2 separate regions of the Homo sapiens genome follow, and region 2 is linked to region 1. Evidence: chromatin loops called from intact Hi-C (ENCODE). Cell type or tissue: dorsolateral prefrontal cortex. All regions are shown on one strand. Links, peaks and the distances in the headings refer to the core of each region. The heading gives the core; the rest is flanking DNA.

Region 1 (8,925 bases), core at 4,926-8,925:
GTCCTAGGCCGGTTCATTTCCGCCCAGCGCTTTCTGTGGCTAGGGGAGTCAGGGGTTTCCTTTTCCCTTATTCGGGCTCTTATGTTACCCCCGTTTTCCGTTGAACCCTTTTCTCCCCTCTTGCCCTCCAAAAAAGCAGTCTGCTGCCGCTCCCGACTTTTCTCGCTGAGACACCGTCAGCTCACTCCGAGCCCAGCACAGCGGCCATCTTCGGTAAATTCTGGCAGCAGCCCGCCTGTTCATTGTCCTGTGTGCCCAGAGGAAAGAACTACTCATTTTTCGTGATCAAGCTAGGGGAGGCAGGAGCAATAATGGCCCTGCTATAGGACTGGCTTTTATTTGAATTCCAACTCTTCTGCCACCTTAACCAGCTGTATCCAGATTTTAAAAGTTAATCTATCCGAGCCTCTTATTAAATATTAGGTTGATGAGATGATGCATGCAAAGCGCTTAGAACAGTACTAGGCATAAAGCGTCCGACATAAAGGTTAAGTAAAAGTAAGGAAAAGCTATGGGGATGTATTGAGTATCTCTTTGCCCAATGACGTATTAGTCGTATTAAATATGGAAAGTGCCTTTGATTCGCCGTGCCCATGGGAGAAGGCATAGGAATGGCCTTTTCCCACCTGTAATCAGAGAGCAGGTGTTTCAAGAACGCCTCAATATGTTTGCGATCTCTCACGCAGCCTTTCAGGCTCCTAATTCCTACGAAGTTTCCGCTTTTATTCAAATTGGCTCACTCCTTTTTGCAGGGCTTTGTACTGAATGAGTATTCTTTTAAGGGTGGTGGACAAGCAAAGGTTTGGTAGCATCACATTTTTAATTTCACAGGGAAAATGGGTATGAAACATCTTCCCAAGTACATCTTAGACTGCCAGCTGACAGCAAGCCATAATGCTCCCCAGCTCTTGGGCCCTACACCCCCTCTCCCCCATCCCCGCTTTAGTTCTTTGTCATTGCTCATGGACAGCTGGTTTGGGGACCAGGTGCAGATGATGGGAGGTGTCTGAAAAACAGCAAGTGAGAAATGCTAGTTTTGTTGTTTTAAGTTGCACTGATGACTCCAGTAGTTATCTGTGCTGCTTGTGATAATTTATAAGGCAATGATAACGAATTAAACATACAAAAGATTATTATCTTCCACAGGAAAAAAAAACTGCAAACTTGTGACACCATTTATGATCCACTTAGTCTTGAGATACTGAGTAATAGAACTTTCTCCTTTTAGGCTGAGTTATGAACTTCGGTTTGGTTTCTTTCTGCAATCCCTGCAGGGCCATAAATTCTTGGCCCTTAAGACTGGGTGGCCCATAACAGACTCAGTGATACCATCAGTAACCACAATTCACACTGGAGTCAAGTTATCTGATTCCCACACCAGTTGGAGAACTGGAGATTCCTTAGAACTTTTAACTGTCATGTTTTCAAAGTTGACATGGAAAATTTTACATGAAGCTTAAAAATACAACTAATCTGTGGTGATAGAGACGAGAAGAGTTAAGCTCTAAAATTAGAAGAGCAGTTCGTTTTGAGGCAGCACTGATTGGGAGGGAGCATGGAGTATATAATTACACATTTCTATGTAATGTAAAAATGTATAGATTTAAGATTTATGCATTTTATGTAAATTTTACTACAATAAAACGAAAATGAAAGAAGACAGATCATAGTTTAATCAAATATTGTGTACAAAGTAATTTCTGTTAAACATTTATATTTTTATGTGTATATGTATCTTTTACATGTATGTGTTAAGGATATGCATTAAAATGGTAATAACTTCCTCTGCCTGTTGGGATAATGGAGAGTTTTGTTACTTTTTGTCTTTTTTTAAAACATGTTCTTCAATAATAATGTATTGCTTTTGTAATTATGAAAAACAAAAGTTATTTTGTAAATCTTTGTTACTGATAAGAGATGGGTATTCTGTTAACTACTCAATTCTCATGTAGGAAAACAAAATAAATAATGTCTATTTGATAAATCGAGAAACAGAAGCATTACTTAGAAATCTGAGTTACCTCTAAAATAATGACTGGCATTTGAAGTTGAGGATGGGTCTTGAGTTCCTGTGATTTTAAGCTCTTGGATATGAGGGTTGGGTGAGTTCCTCTTTTTCTCTTTTAAAATATATGTATGTTTAACTTTGCTAAATAAAATTTAAAAGATGCAATGTATCTCAGTGCAATTTTTAAAAATTTATTTTCATCCAGGTTACTCTACCCTTTCCCTTTGTCATTCAGCAGGCAGAACAAGGAAAAATTAAACTTCTAACTGAAAGGAACTTTGAATAGCAATCAATATCAAATTAGAGACAAAATATAAATATTGCTCAATATAAAATGAGGGTTTTTCTTAATTGAGGGGACAGAAATACAGCTTCTCAGTTATCATAAATTGCATCTTTTTTGGGGAGGGCCTTTTTGGCTTGCATCCATTACCAATTATATATCTTTCACTACTGTGGGAACTGCATTATGGAAACAGCTAAAGCTTGTGTATTTAGCGCCCTCTAGTGCATTATCTTATAACTGATAATACTCCAAACAGCTAGAAAAAATGTAAATCTCAGTCCACCTCCCCTCTTTGCACCTACATGTTTCCTAGCCATGAGACATTAGGCTGTGACCTCACAGTAGTTCTTTAATCTCTAGGCTTCAATTTTCTCATTTGTAAAATGAGGACGATAATAAATACTAGATAGGGTCCTGAGAACTAACTGAATGGTCTATGCTTGTGACATGAATGCCTGGCACATAGTAGAAGCTCGATTAGTGCTAGCTACTCTAACATATAAATAGATCGAGTCAGTACTAACATGATTAAAGACAAGTAATCTTGACTCAGATGTCAGAATCTGCTAGTAGGAAAGTGGAAAATGTTAAAGAGGAACCAAAAAATAAAGAATGAAGGCCTGGGTTTGATACTCATCTTTGGTTCCCTTTTGAGTCAATTGATGCCAATTCTGAAGTCTGGGAACATGTTAAATTCCTTTGCATCCTTCACAGTGCATATAATTGCACACTGTCAACAAATATTTGTGTTAATATTCAAGCTAAATGGTTAGCAAACAAGATGAAGAATGACAGAAAATAATAATTAGTATAAAAATTTGTATTTGGATTCAACTTTCTGTTATTTGAGGCAGAAGCCAAATGCCATTTTTTGGATTGTAGCTTCGGAACAGGCTGTGGACAAGATTTGTGTTACCCGTGTGCAAATGAGCAGCATAATTATACTGTGTGTTTCATATGTTCGCTATGTGACTTTTGTGACTCATTACTGACAACGACAATAGTAGGTTCTAGAATCCTGCCGTCATCCATTCTCACCCATTTTCAGCATTGCATAGGCTATACAGCTAAAATTTACTTCCTCAGACACATTCCAAGAGATACCTTCTCTCCACATAGTCTACATGACCATCTATAGTTCTTTTCCTGCACTGACAGACATAGACTTTGGTACTTAATACCAGTACTTCTTGGGCTCTCCAAGAACCCAGTTGCTTGAGGAAAGCATTGGGTGCTTCTCACCCTGAGTCCCTGGAATCTTTGGTTGGGCCTGTATATAATAAATGTCCCCATTGCTTATTTTTCTTGTGTGCTTTATATTAGACATGTCACAGTGTTGTCTCTCCTTCCCTTCCATTGCCTCAGTGCTAAACCAGACCAATTTTCTCATGAAAGGTACATGATACAGGTAACCATGCATTGTGCCTCTATTAATGCTTATACATTATGCTAAGCATTTTACATCCACTACTTCTTTCACAACCACATCCAGTAATAGAGTATTCCCATTTTCCAGAGGGGAGAATTGCCCTAGTTCACACAGATAAATGGCAGAGCCAGACTTCCAACCCAAGTCTGCCTCTAGAATCTGTGGATTCAACACTGCATCAGAAACTCCAAAGGGAAAATTTTGAGTTGTCTGTCTCCAGAAATTCCTGCAAGGAAAATCATGAAGCTCCCTTTAGGCACTAAGCCATAAGTTCTGAGGCTTCATCCTTTTCAAGAAAACCCACCTACCTAGCCCTGATAATTATTAGAACTGCGATGACTCACATTTACTTGGCACCTCACAGTTTTCAAAGGTTGGCCCATGGGGTATCTCATTTTATTTTCCAGAAAATCTTTTGCGTTCATCATCAACTGAGTGTCCAAGCTGGTGAAGCAAGTTCTTTTCTGGCAGAAGATTGCAGCTCCTATTATTTACCCCCCAGGGGATAAACTGCAAATCCCAGGCCTTACAGCTGGGAACACAGAGCTAGCTGTGCAAGCATATAAAAAACCTTGACAAAGCAGGAGGGGGGTTCACATACTGGCTATCCTCATTACAGTGCATTGGGCAAGGAGCTCTCCCACTGGAAGCTGTATCACAGAACCACAGGCACTGCCTTGGCGGGCAAAACCACATTCAGCAGTTCTTCAATCAGCCAGGGCCTTCCCTGCCCGTGTGCTCATTCATTTATGCTACGCATGTGGTCTCTTATAATTGCTTTTCCTCTCCTTAACTCTCTTTTCATACCCCAGCCCCTACCCCCAACTCCCTCTTGTCCTTAAAAGCTTCTTCCTGCTTTACACCTTAACCTCTTTGTAGGATCCCAGTAAATGCCAAGGCTTGTGGGGGTGGAAGATTATAAATCAAAGCCACAGACACAGACATGGGGGAGGAGCCACCCAGGGGGTGGAAGGGCCACAACTTCAAAACAAATGAGCCTCTTTCATCCCAGTGGGATTTTTGTTTTTTAAGGTCTGCAGTTCCGGTGGGGCATTAAATCAGAAGCTATGGTTTCTGGGATTTATAGGAAGAACAACAACTAGAGAGTTGTCCATATGTGTTCCCTGAGTTTCAGCAAAACTTGGGGGCCTAGAGAAGTCCTGTTATTTTTAAAAAAGTGTCGTTTCTCCGTTAACAAAATAGGTTTCACATTTTAAAAGCAGCTTAAAGCATAGCATCAACCATTCTTCCTCCACAATTGAGAAGTTCCATTAAATGATAGAAGGGGTCAGATTTGAGATATCTGACTAAATATTATTTAAGAAAAGTTAAATTTTGTCAGTTCTCAATTATCTGTGCTAGTGGAGGGGATCCAGGGACAGAATTCCACTGGGACTTTAATTCACTTGTTGATTTGCATTTGGCATTATGAGGCATTTTAGTAATGAACACTTTAATATGGGTGTGCCTGCAGTTCTGGAAATTTACAACTGTTTATAGCAAATAACAAAGCTACTCAGTGAAGATGCTGACAGGGCTGGAATGCTGTCAAATGACTTTTCCAGCCTCTGGACCAACTCTGTTTACTGAGGCCTGGAAACAAAATAGGCTTTGGCTTCAGACAGGAACGTTTAAATCCTTAGACTCACATTATCAAGTAGTTTAGGAAAAAAAAAAAAATCCTGATGCTGCTGTGTAATTTTTCAGATTCTTCATTTGAAAAATGGGAAAAAGAAGTAATATCACGTACCTTGACCATGGTATCAGAGAATGACCTCAGAAGTTGTGAGGGAATTCTCAGACAAAACTTTGAAATATAATCCAGGATTCAATCAGGTATTATTTTAATCTTTAAGTAGTCTTGATGGGTTGCAAACTTTCATGAATAGAGGAGAGCTGCTAAGTACTTGGGTTAAGAGGGCTTGAGACCAACTCCGGTATAAATTGTGACATTCTGTCTATATAGTATAAAGGACGCTCAGCATAACCCAAGAAGGTCACAGACCAGAATCACTGGCTGAAACCTCTGGCAGTGACCAACCTCAACTCAAAAGGTAAGTATATTTTGTGTTCCTAAGAATCCAGAAAGTTCAAAATTTCTATTAAGAAGTTGCTGCTGGCCAGGCACAGGGGCTAACACCTATAATCCCATCTCTACAAAAAATACAAAGAAGCCAGGCATAGTGACAGGCACCTATAGTCCCAGCTACTGGGGAGGCTGAGGCAGGAGGACTGCTTGATCCCAGGAGGCAGAGGTTGCAGTGAACCAAGATTGTGCCACTGCACTCCAGGCCCAGAGCAAGACCCTGCCTTTAAAAAAAGAAAGAAAAAAAAAGTTACTGCTTGCTAGAAGACCTGAGACCTTCCCATAGCCACATGAATGGGTATGGAAGTAAATTTGCCTCCAGGAGAGCCTTCAGATGAAAAGGTGGAAGCCCAACACCTTGATTACAGCCTTGTGAGAGAACCTAAATTAAAGGCACCTAGCTAAGCTGTACCCGAGATTCCTGACCCAAAGAAATTGTGAGATAATAAATGTTGTTTAAAGCTGCTTTTAAAAAAAGAAGTTTCTGCTCTACGGTTTATCTTCAGTCAACTTATTCTGTGTGTTAATACGTGAGCCATTATAACTCTCAATACATTTGAATTTGCACTAAGTGGCAGATGTGGCCTTGAGTTCTCCACACTGCCCAAGAAGCCAGATGGCAAGAAGGCTCATTTAGGCAGCCCTCCTACACAAAACTCTGCACCACATGCACAAATTCTGAATTGTGTCTGTAGGAGGAGGGGGTGGTTAGAATCGGGCAGAAAGAGCCAGAAACCAAGTGCCCAAGCATTCATGATCTGCTGAAAATACCAAGTGAATTTCTGCAGTTTCCTTACCATCCATATTATATAACATGCCCTGGATTAAGGACTCATTCTTCATCACTGAGGTAGAATTGGGTCCTTGTGCCCATAAACAAAAGAAAGCTTGGCTAATGCAATTGTACATTCTTTCCAAAGAACACATTTGTTTTCAGATGAGGAAGTCAGAGCACTGTTGTGCTAAATGTTTAGATCTGGTATTACTTAGGATAGGGGTTGGACAACTGTAACAAACAGATGCCAAAATTGAGTAGCAGTTCAGTAATGTCAGGGGCCTGCTTTCCTTCTCTTGGTGCTGCCACCCTCAATACATGGCTTCTATTTCACTGTTTAAGATAGCTGCTCCAGCTCCCACCCTCACATCTGTGTTCCAGCAGAAAGGGAGAAAATGAAGACACTGTCCTCACTTTTAAGGATAACAATCTGGGCCAGGCACGGTGGTTCATGCCTATAATCCCAGCACTTTGGGAGGCTGAGGTGGGCAGATCGCTTGAGTTCAGGAGTTTGAGACCAGCCTGGGCAACAGGGTGAAACCCTGTCTCTACAAAAATAACCCAGGTGTGGTGGTGTGCGCCTGTAGTCCCAGCTACATGGGGGGCTAAGGCAGTAGAATTGCTTGAGCCTAGGAGACTGAGGCTGCAGTGAGCCATGTTCTTGTCACCGCACTCCAGCCTGGGTGACAAAGTGAGACCATGTCTCAAAAAAAAAAAAAAAAAAGAATCTGGATGTTGCATACATCACTTTTACTCCCATCTATGACCATATCTGGCTGCAAGGGAGGCTTGGAAACTGGATGACTCTGTATTCAGCTAAAAATTCCATTATATAAGAAGAAAAGTACAGATTGGAAGATAAACTAGCACTTTCTGCCAGGATTCCCTTCCTGTGGCTTACCCCTCCAAACATACCTGATTAATATTCAAACTGCTGGGCGAAAAGCCTATTTAATTCCCTATGTAAAGAACATGTTGAAAACTAGAGGCTTGTCCAGGTGCGGTGGCCCACACCCGTCTCTACTAAAAACACAAAAACTAGCTGGACGTGGTGGTGGGCACCTGTAATCCCAGCTACTCAGGAGAATTGCTTTAACCTGGGAGGCGGAGGTTGCAGTGAGCTGAGATTGTGCCACTGCACTCCAGCCTGGGTGACACAGCAAGACCCTGTCTCAAAAAAAGAAAAAAAAAAACTAGAGGCTGTTTTGCACCCTCTATTTTTTTGGGTAGCACAGGTAGTACATGTTTATTCTTGAGGGGAAAACAAAATACAAATCAGTAAGAACTTAAGAATTAACATCATGAGACTCTATACCCAGTGATAATAATGGTAGGATTTTGATGTCTTTCCTGATAGACTTTCCTGAAACAAATGTAGACATATATAACATACAATCTCATGGTGCCGATTTACATTATATAATGTCAATCACCACCATCGTGATGATAAATGGCCAGTACTATTGTGTATGTCAGGTGGGGAGAGGACTTTAAACCTAACCTGTCATACAATTGAAAGAAAATAGAAATTGGGAGAATTGGATTTCACTTCTACCTCTTCACTGACCAACTGACCCTGTGTCACCCTGAATCAGTAACCTAAGAAAATCTTTTTTCTTTTTTTAAGACAGAGTCTCACTCTATCACCCAGGCTGGAGTGCAGTGGCGCGATCTCGGTTCACTGCAACCTCTGCCTCCAAGGTTCAAGCAATTCTGCCTCAGCCTCCTGAGTTGCTGGGATTACAGGCATCCACCACCACTCCCGGCTAATTTTTTTTTTGTATTTTTGGTAGAGACAAGGTTTCACCATGTTGGCCAGGCTGGTCTCGAACTCCTGACCTCAAGTGATCTACTCGCCTCAGCCTCCCAAAGTGTTGGGATTACAGGTATGAGCCACTGCAACTGGCCCCCACAAAATCTTTTTTTTTTTTTTTTGAGACGGAGTCTCGCTCTGTCACTAGGCTGGAGTACAGTGGCTCAATCTCAGCTCACTGCAACCTCCGCCTCCTGGATTCAAGCAATTCTCCTGCCTCAGCCTCCCGAGTAGCTGGGACTAGAGGTGCACGCTGCCATTCCTGGCTAATTTTTTTGTATTTGTAGTAGAGACGGGGGTTTCACCATGTTGGCCAGGATAGTCTTGATCTCCTGACCTTGTGATCCGCCTGCCTCGGCCTCCCAAACAACTTAAAACCTTAATGTTTCCATTTCTCCATCTGTAAAATGGAAATTAGTTACATTTGATTTTTCTTTTTTTTTTTTTTTTTTTTTTTTTTTTTTTTTTTTTTTTGAGACGGAGTCTCGCTCTGTCGCCCAGGCTGGAGTGCAGTGGCGCGATCTCGGC
Region 2 (9,669 bases), core at 2,326-6,325, 510 kb before region 1:
CCAGCACTTTGGGAGGCCGAGGCGGGCGGATCACGAGGTCAGGAGATCGAGACCATCCCGGCTAAAAAACGGTGAAACCCCGTCTCTACTAAAAATACAAAAAATTAGCCGGGCGTAGTGGCGGGCGCCTGTAGTCCCAGCTACTTGGGAGGCTGAGGCAGGAGAATGGCGTGAACCCGGGAGGCGGAGCTTGCAGTGAGCCGAGATCCCGCCACTGCACTCCAGCCTGGGCGACAGAGCGAGACTCTGTCTCAAAAAAAAAAAAAAAAAAAAAAATACAAAAAATCAGCCAGATGTGGTGGTGCATGCCTGTAATCCCAGCTACTTGGGAGGCTGAAGCAGGAGAATTGCTTGAACCCAGGAGGCAGAGGTTGCAGTGAGCCAAGATTGTGCCGCTGCACTCCAGCCTGGGTGACAGAGAGAGACTCCGTCTCAAAAAAAAAAGCGAAGAATTATTTGGCCATCATTTACCTTTTTTGTTTTTTTTTAAAGAGAGCAGGTCTTACTACGTCACCCAGGCAGGAGTGTAGTGTGCAGTGGCTGTTCACAGGCACCATCATAGCGCACTGTAGCCTCCAACTCCTGAGCGCAGACAGTCCTCCTGCCTCAGGCCTCCCCAGTAACTGGGACTGTAGGTGCATGCCACCACACCTGGCTATCATTTACTTTTCTAGCTTGCATATGAATTTATGTTGTTTTAGTAGATTTTTTTTTTTTTTTTTTTGAGACGGAGTCTCTGTGGCCCAGGCTGGAGTGCAGCAGAGTGGTCTCAGCTCACTGCAACCTCAGCCTCCTGAGTTCAAGCAATTCCCCTGTCTCAGCCTTCCAAGTAGCTGGGACTACAGTCACACACTACCACGCCCAGCTAATTTTTGTATTTTTAGTACAGATGGGGTTTCACCATATTGGTTAGGCTGGTCTTGAACTCCTGACCTCAGGTGATCCACCTGTCTTGGCCTCCCAAGTGCTGGGATTACAGACCATGAGCCACTGCGCCCAGCCTCCCTGGATTCATGTTAAAATAAAGTTTCTCCTCATTCTTCTCTTACTGTGTTATGATTGTAAGTATGTTTATATTAAAACTTAAATTATGAGAATTAGGATTTCCTTATAATATTACAGTATGTGACTTCAGATGATCTTGTTTCTCTCTTACCAGAGTCAAGCCAAATATATTCTCCTACATGGGAACCAAAGATAAAAGGGCTATAACAGTTCAAGAAATTGCTGTTCTCAAGTAAGTAGAGAGCACGTAACAGGATTTATACTGTAAATATCCTGGCACTGCTTTTCAGAATTCTCAAATTTACTTTGGGGGTTTCTCTCTCAGCTTTAGATGGTGCTTCTGCCTATTTAAAAATTACTTTTCATTCTGTTTTTTTCTTCTTCTTATCTATGAAACGTGTATTATTTGTGTAATTTTTAAAGATTTTTTTGGTAAAGCCAAGAGAATAATGCTTCTTTCTCTCTTTTGTTCATTCATTGTTAAATATGTTATTTAAAATTACAACATAGTGAACATGCTGTTTTGTTGTACACCCGAGAGCTACAGATAAAAGCAATAGTCTGTGTTTTTGAAGCAATTATAATTAGTGGAATAGACGGACATGTAAATCAGAACTTCTCCTGCAGTGAGATAAATACTGAAATAGAGATATACTTTGGATGTTAATGTATGCCTGTCAACAAGCATGGGAGTTGATGTGGAGGGAACACAGGAAAGCTTTCATAGAAAATGGGATGCTGAGTTTTAATTTAGTTCAAGGCTTCTCAACCTCTCCACTGTTGCCCTTCGGGGCTGGATAATTCTTTGTTGTAGGGACTGTCCTGTGCGTTGCAGGATGTTTTGCAGCATCCCTAGTCTCTACCCACTATGTAGCAGTAGCAACTCCTTGCCCAGTTATGATAGCAAAGAATGTCTCTAGGCATTGTCAGATATTCCCTGAGGCCAGAATTGCCCCCGATTGGGAACCACTGGTCTAGATTCTAGAAGGATGAGTAGAGATTTCCTGGGGCTGGGTAGGATTTAGGATTGTTTTTTCCAAACCAAAAAAGCAGGTTAAGAAAAGACGTTGGAAAGCATATTTGGTACCTGGCATGTACTTTAGTTTTTGAGGAGCATAGCGAGAAATAAGGATCTAGGAGTTAGGCAGGATGTAGATCCTGAAGGGCCTGTTAGGTCAGGTTGAGGGTCTTTGCCTCAACCTTAATCTAAATGGGGATTGGTGTATAGAGGCTGGATTATGGATCGCCGGTGGAGCAAGACATGCAAAACTAGAGACCAGGGCTATTGACGTATTCTGGGGAGGGAGAATAAGGGTCTGAACCCAGTTAGTCACAGTGAAGGTAAAAGAGAAAGGATGAATTTAATAGCTGTACTGTGTCAGACACATTTAGGCTGTCTTATTAGTATACCTCCAGAGGCAAGGAATGGTGGGAGAGAGAAATAACATAGGGGCAAGGAAACTTCTGGGGGTGATGGATGCATTGTCTTTAATATGGTAATGGTTTCATGGGCTTATACACATGTCAAAACTTGTACATTTTAAATGTGTACAGTGTATGTCAGTCATACTGCAATTAAAAATAAAGTACGCTATGTTTGCTACCTCTACTTAAATACATGTATTTATTTTGGTTTCTCGGATTTTTTTTTTTTTTTTTTAGTCTTGCTGTGTCACCCAGGCTAGAGTGCAATGGTGGGATCTTGGCTTACTGCAACTTCCACCTCCCTGGTTCAAGTGATTCTCCTGCCTCAGCCTCCCAAGTAGCTGGGATTACAGGCATACACCAGTGCACCTGGCTAATTTTTATATTTTAAGTAGAGATGGAGTTTCGCCATGTTGGCCAGGCTGGTCTTGAACTCCTGACCTCAGGTGATCCACCCACCTCAGCATCCCACAGTGTTGGGATTACAGGCATCAGCCACCACGCCCAGCCCATATATTTATTTTGAATTTCCTCATCTTTTTATAAAGAATTTATGGTGGTATCTCCTCTTTACCCCATAATCCCCTACAATTGGGCTTCTTTCCCACTACTTTTCTGATTCCCCTGAAATAATGTAGTTGTTGAACCGGTTGTATCGTAATGTTTATTCCAGTTCTTTTTCTTCCTTGACCTTGAGACAGTGGCATGATGTCATAAAAGCAGTCATCTCACCATTGCTTTTACTGGTGGTGTGTACAAATATTGAAGCATTTGAAAGAGAGCAGGAGTAAATACATGAAGATGATGGTGTTCCTATCTGGTGGCCTGGTTTCATTTTCTCGCTGTGGCATATAGAATGTGGAGTCATTTGCTCAGAGTGAAGGGGCAGGAGTGGGTAAGGGAGCTTGAAAGAGAGTGGAGATTTGAAATAACCTTTGTGGGTAATGGACCAGGGACTCCCCAGAAACTCAGAAGAATGGGGGTAGGGGGACAGGGGTTTGAAGGCTCAGGCTTTCTCATCCTCTGTGGATAGAGGTCACAACAGAAGGTTTTTGCCTTGTTTTTGGTATCTAAAATACCTAGTCACCTCCTGTGATTTCTAGCTGGCTCTGTGAATTTTGTTTCTGATTAAAAAAAAAAAGTCAGTTTATTTTGTTTCTTTTTCTTTTCTTTCTTTCTTTTTTTTTTTTTTTTTTTTTGAGATGGAGTTTCGCTCTGTTGCCCACGCTGGAGTGCAGTAGTGGGATCTCACCTCACTGCAAGCTCCGCCTCCTGGGTTCACGCCATTCTCCTGCCTCAGCGTCCTGAGTAGCTGGGACTACAGGCGCCCGCCACCATGCCCAGCTAATTTCTTGTATTTTTAGTAGAGATGGGGTTTCACCATGTTAGCCAGGATGGTCTCGATCTCCTGACCTCGTGATCCACCCGTCTTGGCCTCCCAAAGTGCTGGGATTACAGGCGTGAGCCACTGGGCTCTGCCTATTTTGTTTTCAACACAGAAAGAACTAGGTAGAAAATGAAAGGCCTGCCATAACTGTACTTCTTCCGAGATCACCTTATTCACAACATGGTATATATTTTTTGAGGGACTTTTTTTCCTTTTTAAACAGCAATACTTATGTATTCTTATTTTGAACAATAGATGGTGTACCTTATTTCCTGTAGGTATATAGCAAAATATGTTTGAATGTATGGATATATCCTAATTTAAACTATTACTCTATTTTTGAATGTTACATTGTTTCTCGTTTCTTGCTGTTATAACCCAGTCCATGACAGACGTATTTGTAGCTAAATCTTGGCACACATCTGTGATAACTTCATTAAGATAAACTTAGCAGTGAAATTACTGACTTAAAGGGAATATGACATTTTAATGTGGTTTGTCTTTTTTCTTTCCATCTGCTGGTCAAAACACAGAGAAATTCTCTCTCTCTTTTTTTTTAATAGCAAAGCCTAATTATCCTGCAAAAAAGTGGTACCAATTTACCACCTTTATTCTGGTTCCCTAGAATCTTCCTCAGCATGGTGTTATGATGGGGACAGGGAGTCATTTGCTAATTTGAGGGTCAAAAAATGGCATCTTGTTATTTTATTTTGCGTTTTCTGATGTGAAGTCTTAGAATAGTTGAAGACCAAGAATATTTCTTTTTTTTCTTGGTCAGCCAGCAGATGTCACACTTCATCAGGACACTGCTCTGTCCTCAGATTTTTGCTGCCTTTATCATCTTCCTGTTGACTTAGTAAGAAACTGTGTTAGACACCTAAATGTTGGCCCTCTGAAAGCACACAGCACTTATCTCACGGATACAGGCTACACCCTTAGTTTGTTTAATGGATACATGGGGCCAGGCAGATTGGCCTTTCCCGTGGGAACTTGTGAACAGGAGAAACCCACTCTGCCACACAGGCATTTGAATGACTGCTGGATTGATCGGTCCTGGGGATAAGCAGCACGTCTTTTCAGCTTCATGAAACTCTAAAGCCACCTAGTAATTTTAACAGGGTCTCAGGCAGGAACAGTCTCATTCAGAATGATTTGTTTCTTTTCCTGCCTGTTCCTGCCAGTCTCCTTTCTGAACTTGGGCCAGTATTTCCCTGGCTTTGTTAATTAAGGTTTTCTGTGCATCATGTTGCTTAATTGGTTCCTGATGTTTAAAAGCAAGATTTTTATATTCCCTAGTTACTCACTGAATTTGCTGTAAATTTACAACCAAAGACCTTGATCTGGGATCATCATAATTAAAACTGTGAATAGTATCATGAAGACATTGTCAGCTTCATTCCATTTCTCAGGGAGCACCCATACCAACCAGAACTGAGTATAGTTCTTGCTTTTTGCTGTGCCAGTGGAATTTAGAGATGGATGTCTATCGTATATTCAAGAATTGATACTACTATTCGGCCACAAAAAAGAATGAAACAAAATACTGATATATACTTAAAACATGGATAAACCTTAAAAACATTCCACTAAGAAGTCAGGCGCACAAGGCCAGATATTGTATGATTCTGTTTATATGATGTGTCTGAAATAGGAAAATCTATAGAGGCAGAAAGTAGATTAATGGTTGCCGAGGTCTGCAGGGAGAGGAAACGGGAGTGACTGCTGAATAGGTACAGGGTTTCTTTTTCAGGTGATGGAAACGTTCTTGAAGTATATAGTGGTGATGGTTTCACATTGTTGTGAATATACTAAAAATCACTGGCATGTACACTTTATAACAGTTAAAATGGTGAATTATACATGTGTATATATATATTTATTTATTTTATTTTATTTTTTGATACAGGGTCTCGTTCTGTTATCCAGGCTGGAGTACAAGTGGCACAATCTCGGCTCACTGCAACCTCAGCCTCTGAGGTTCAAGTAATCCTCCTGCCTTAGCCTCCCGAGTAGCTGGGATTACAGGTGTGCACCACCATGCCCTGCCAATTTTTGTATTTTTAGTAGACACGGGGTTTCACCAGGATGGCCAGGCTGGTCTCGAACTCCTCATCTCAAGCAATTCAGCCACTTTGGCCTCCCAAAGTGCTGGGATTACAGGCGTGAGCCACCATGCCCAGCCTTGTGAATTTTATATTATGTTAACTTTATCTCAACTTAAAAAAAAAAAGGACAGAACTATCAGGCACTTCTGTGGCACCATCAGGAAGCAGTCTCCGGAACACTCTCTCTAGGACAGCTCCTGACCCTGAATTGTTCTGTCAGTTTCTACAGCAGTAGTTCCTGGCTGAAGAGGAGTTTTGTCCCCCGTTCCTCACTCTGTTCATACTGATCCTCCGCTTCTAGATTCCTTGGGATACAATCCCTGGGTTAATTCGTGCTCTTGGGTTCTACCATTGCTCCCATACATAGTCCAGGAATTCAAGGTTACAGTGAGCTATGATTGCACCACTGCACTCCAACCTGGGTGGCAGAGCAATTCCTTGTCTCTAAAAAAGGAAGAAAAAGTTATATAAGATAAGAAAATATACAAAAATCAATATGTACAGCTGGGTGCGGTGGCTCACGCCTGTAATCCCAGCACTTTGGGAGGCTAAGGCGGGCAGATTACTTGAGGTCAGGAGTTCCAGACCAGCCTTGCCAACATGGTGAAACCCCGTCTCTGCTAAAATTACAAAAATTAGCTGGGCTTGGTGGCAGGCGTCTGTAATCCCAGCTACTTGAGAGGCTGGGGGCAGAAGAATTGCTTGAACCCAAGAGGCAGAGGTTGCAGTAAGCCTAGATCACACTAGTGCACTCCACTCCAGCCTGAGTGACAGAGCAACACTCTGTCTCAAAAACAAAACAAAACAAAAAAAAAAAAGAAAGAAAAATAAATATAGCACCTGGATAGGTGCAGTGGCTCACGCCGGTAATCCCAGCACTTTCGGAGGCCAGGGTGGGCAGGCATGGTGGTGCATGCCGGTAGTCCCAGCTTCTCAGGAGGCTAAGGCTGGAGACTTTGTAAGCCCACGAAGCAGAGGTTGCAGTAAGCTTAGATCGCACCACTGCACTCCAACCTGGGCGACAGAGACTCTGTCTCAAAAACAAAAAAGAGATATAGCACTTAAAGCAATTTCATACTGGAACATGACTAGGTAGAATAGAGTAATCCTAGACCCAGATACATCCAAGGATTTAGTACGTATTCAAAGTATCATTTAAGATAAGTGGAGAAAATAATGGTTGATTCAAAAAATAATGGTTGATTCAAAAAATGTTGGATAACTGAGTAACCATCTAAAAAACCATTTAAGTGTGGCTCCCCTACCTCATTTCCCTTTGCTAAATAAATTCCAGGTGGATCATAAATTTGAACATTAAAATGCAACTTTAAAAGGACTCTACTTAGGCCGAGCAAGGTGGCTCATGCCTGTAATCCCAGCACTTTGGGAGGCTAGGGCGGGCAGATCACCTGAGGTCAGGAGTTCAAGACCAGCCATGACCAACATGGAGAAACCCTGTCTCTACTAAAAATACAAAATTAGCCGGGCATGGTGCCGCATGCCTGTAATCCCAGCTACTCGGGAGGCCGAGGCAGGAGAATCGGTTGAACCCGGGAAGCGGAGGTTGCAGTGAGCCAAGATCGCGCCATTGCGCTCCAGCCTGGGCAAAGAGCAAAACTCCATCTCAAAAAACAACGACGACAACAACAACAAAAAACAGTACTCTACTTACATTTGAGATTAAAAAAAAAAGAATCTCTGACCAGGTGTGGTGGCTGACCCCTGTAATCCCAGCACTTTGTGGGGCTGAGGCGGGAAGATCACTTGAGTTTGAGACCAGCCTGGCCAACCTGGTGAAACCCCATCTCTGCTAAAAATATAAAAATTGGCCAGGCATGGTGGTGTGTGCCTGTAGCCCCAGCTACTCAGGAAGCCAGGGCAGGATAATTCCTTGATTTCAGGAGCCAGAGGTGGCAGTGAGCTGAGATCATGCCACTGCACTCCAGCCTGGGCGACACAGAGCAAGACTCCGTCTTAAAAAAAAAAAAAAAAAAAAAAATCTCTGACTGGTGACATCCTAAGTATGAGTTAAATCTCAGAGCTTTTTTTTTTTTTGACAGCCAAGCTGGAGTGCAGTGGCACGATCTCAGCTCACTGCAACCTCTGCCTCCCGGGCTCAAGCAATTCTCCTGCCTCAGCCCCCAAGTAGCTGGGATTACAGGCGTGTGCCACCACACCCGGCTAATTTTTGTATTTTTAGTAGAGACGGGGTTTCACCATATTGGCCAGGCTGGTCTCGAATTCCTGACCTCAGGTAATCCGCCCGCCTCGGCCTCCCAAAGTGCTGGGATTACAGGCATGAAGCACCGCGCCCGGTCCCAGAGCTATTTTTTTTTTTTTTTTTAAGAAAAAAAGATTCATGAATTTAACTAAAGTTTCTCCATATAGTTGTTTGTTTTAATTTTAGAGATGGGATCTTGCTGTGTTGGCCAGGCTGGTCTTGAACTCCTGGGCTCAAGCTATCTGCCCATCTAGGCCTCCTAAAGTACTGGGATTACAGGCGTAAACCACTGTGCCTGGCCCCTACATAGTTTTTATTTACAGAAGAATGCCAACAAATATAGAAACACAGTTTCAGTCAACACAGTAATAATCAATTCAGCCAACAATCATGCTTGGGTACCTAAATAATTGGGTAAAGACTTTGGGGGAACAGGATTTTTACACAATTTCAAAAGTATTTCCCCACTGATGACTAATTAAAAGCAAAGACAAAGAGACTCTTAGAGTGTAAAAATCTAGTAAATACTATCCTAATTAAATGATTAAAGTTATTATCATTGTTGGACAAAATCACTGCCTTTTGATGTGATGCATTGAAAAGGGCCATATCACCTCAGTAATATTTCTACCAAAGTGTTTACCTGAGTCTCAGCATGAGGAAACAATCAGATAAATCCACATTGAAAGACGTGTAAAAGCGCTGGCCTGGATTCTTCTAAGGGCCAGATATCATGAAAAACAAGGCTAGACAGATCACTTAGTGGAAACCAAACAGACATCACAGCTGCAATGTGTGATCCTCAATTGGATCCTGGCAGCCTAAAAAACAAAAAGATGGCCAGGTGCACTGGCTCATGGCTGTAATCCCAACACTTTGGGAAGCTGAGGTGGGTGGATCACTTGAGGCCAGGAGATCGAGACCAGCCTGGCCAACATAGTGAAACTCTGTCTCTACTGAAAATACAAAAAAACATAGCCAGGTGTGGTGGCATGTACCTGTATTCTCAGCTACTCGGGAGGCTCAGGCAGAAGAATCTCTTGAACTTATCTCACGCCTGTAATCGCAGCACTGTGCGAGGCCAATGTGGGTGGATCACCTGAGGTCAGGAGTTCAAGACCAGCCTGGCCAACATGGTGAAACCCGTCTCTACTAAAAATATAAAAATTAGCTGGGCACGGTGGCTCATACCTGTAATCTCAGCACTTTGGGAGGCCGAGGCGGGCGGATCACCTGAGGTCAGGAGTTCAAGACCAGCCTGGCCAACATGGTGAAACCCCATCTGTACTAAAACTAAAAAAAAATTAGCCGGGCATGGTGGTGTGCGCCTGTAAGCCCAGCTACTTGGGAGGCTGAGGCAGGAGATTCACTTGAGCCAGGGAGGCAGAGTGAGCTGAGATCATGCCACTGCACTCCAGTCTGGGCAACAGAGAGAGACTGTCTCAAAAAAAAAAAAGGAAAGAAAGAAACAACATTGGGTGTTAGTGGTGACACTAGAGATAAAAAGGGGAGAAAGGCTTTTCAGT

Evidence for each region. A loop is a pair of places that touch in the nucleus more often than their neighbours do. Peaks named below come from ENCODE experiments on the same cell type or tissue, not always from the same donor. Only the 100,000 strongest peaks of a DNase experiment are listed, where the experiment ranks them.
Region 2: a loop joins it to region 1, with 2.6 times the contacts of the local background. A loop is called at or near these places in 16 of 110 quality-filtered maps.

What each region holds. Positions count from the first base shown.
Region 1 is chr7:104,974,995-104,983,919 of GRCh38, reverse strand. LINC01004 (long intergenic non-protein coding RNA 1004) reads left to right here. Exons shown (of 1, transcript NR_039981.2): 1 at 1-2,173. Among named protein-coding and RNA genes, the nearest start is that of LINC01004, 12 kb to the left of the region's middle. RefSeq lists enhancers at 1-5, 306-395. In dorsolateral prefrontal cortex, for the core only: no CTCF peak of the experiment used is centred there; a DNase peak (open chromatin) is centred at 6,468; H3K4me3 peaks cover 310 bases; H3K27ac peaks cover 3,254 bases.
Region 2 is chr7:105,483,108-105,492,776 of GRCh38, reverse strand. It overlaps PUS7 (pseudouridine synthase 7), which reads left to right. Exons shown (of 16, transcript NM_019042.5): 7 at 1,160-1,237. Among named protein-coding and RNA genes, the nearest start is that of PUS7, 34 kb to the left of the region's middle. In dorsolateral prefrontal cortex, for the core only: CTCF peaks have their summits at 4,616 (motif pointing right) and 4,628 (motif pointing right); no DNase peak of the experiment used is centred there; H3K27ac peaks cover 1,277 bases.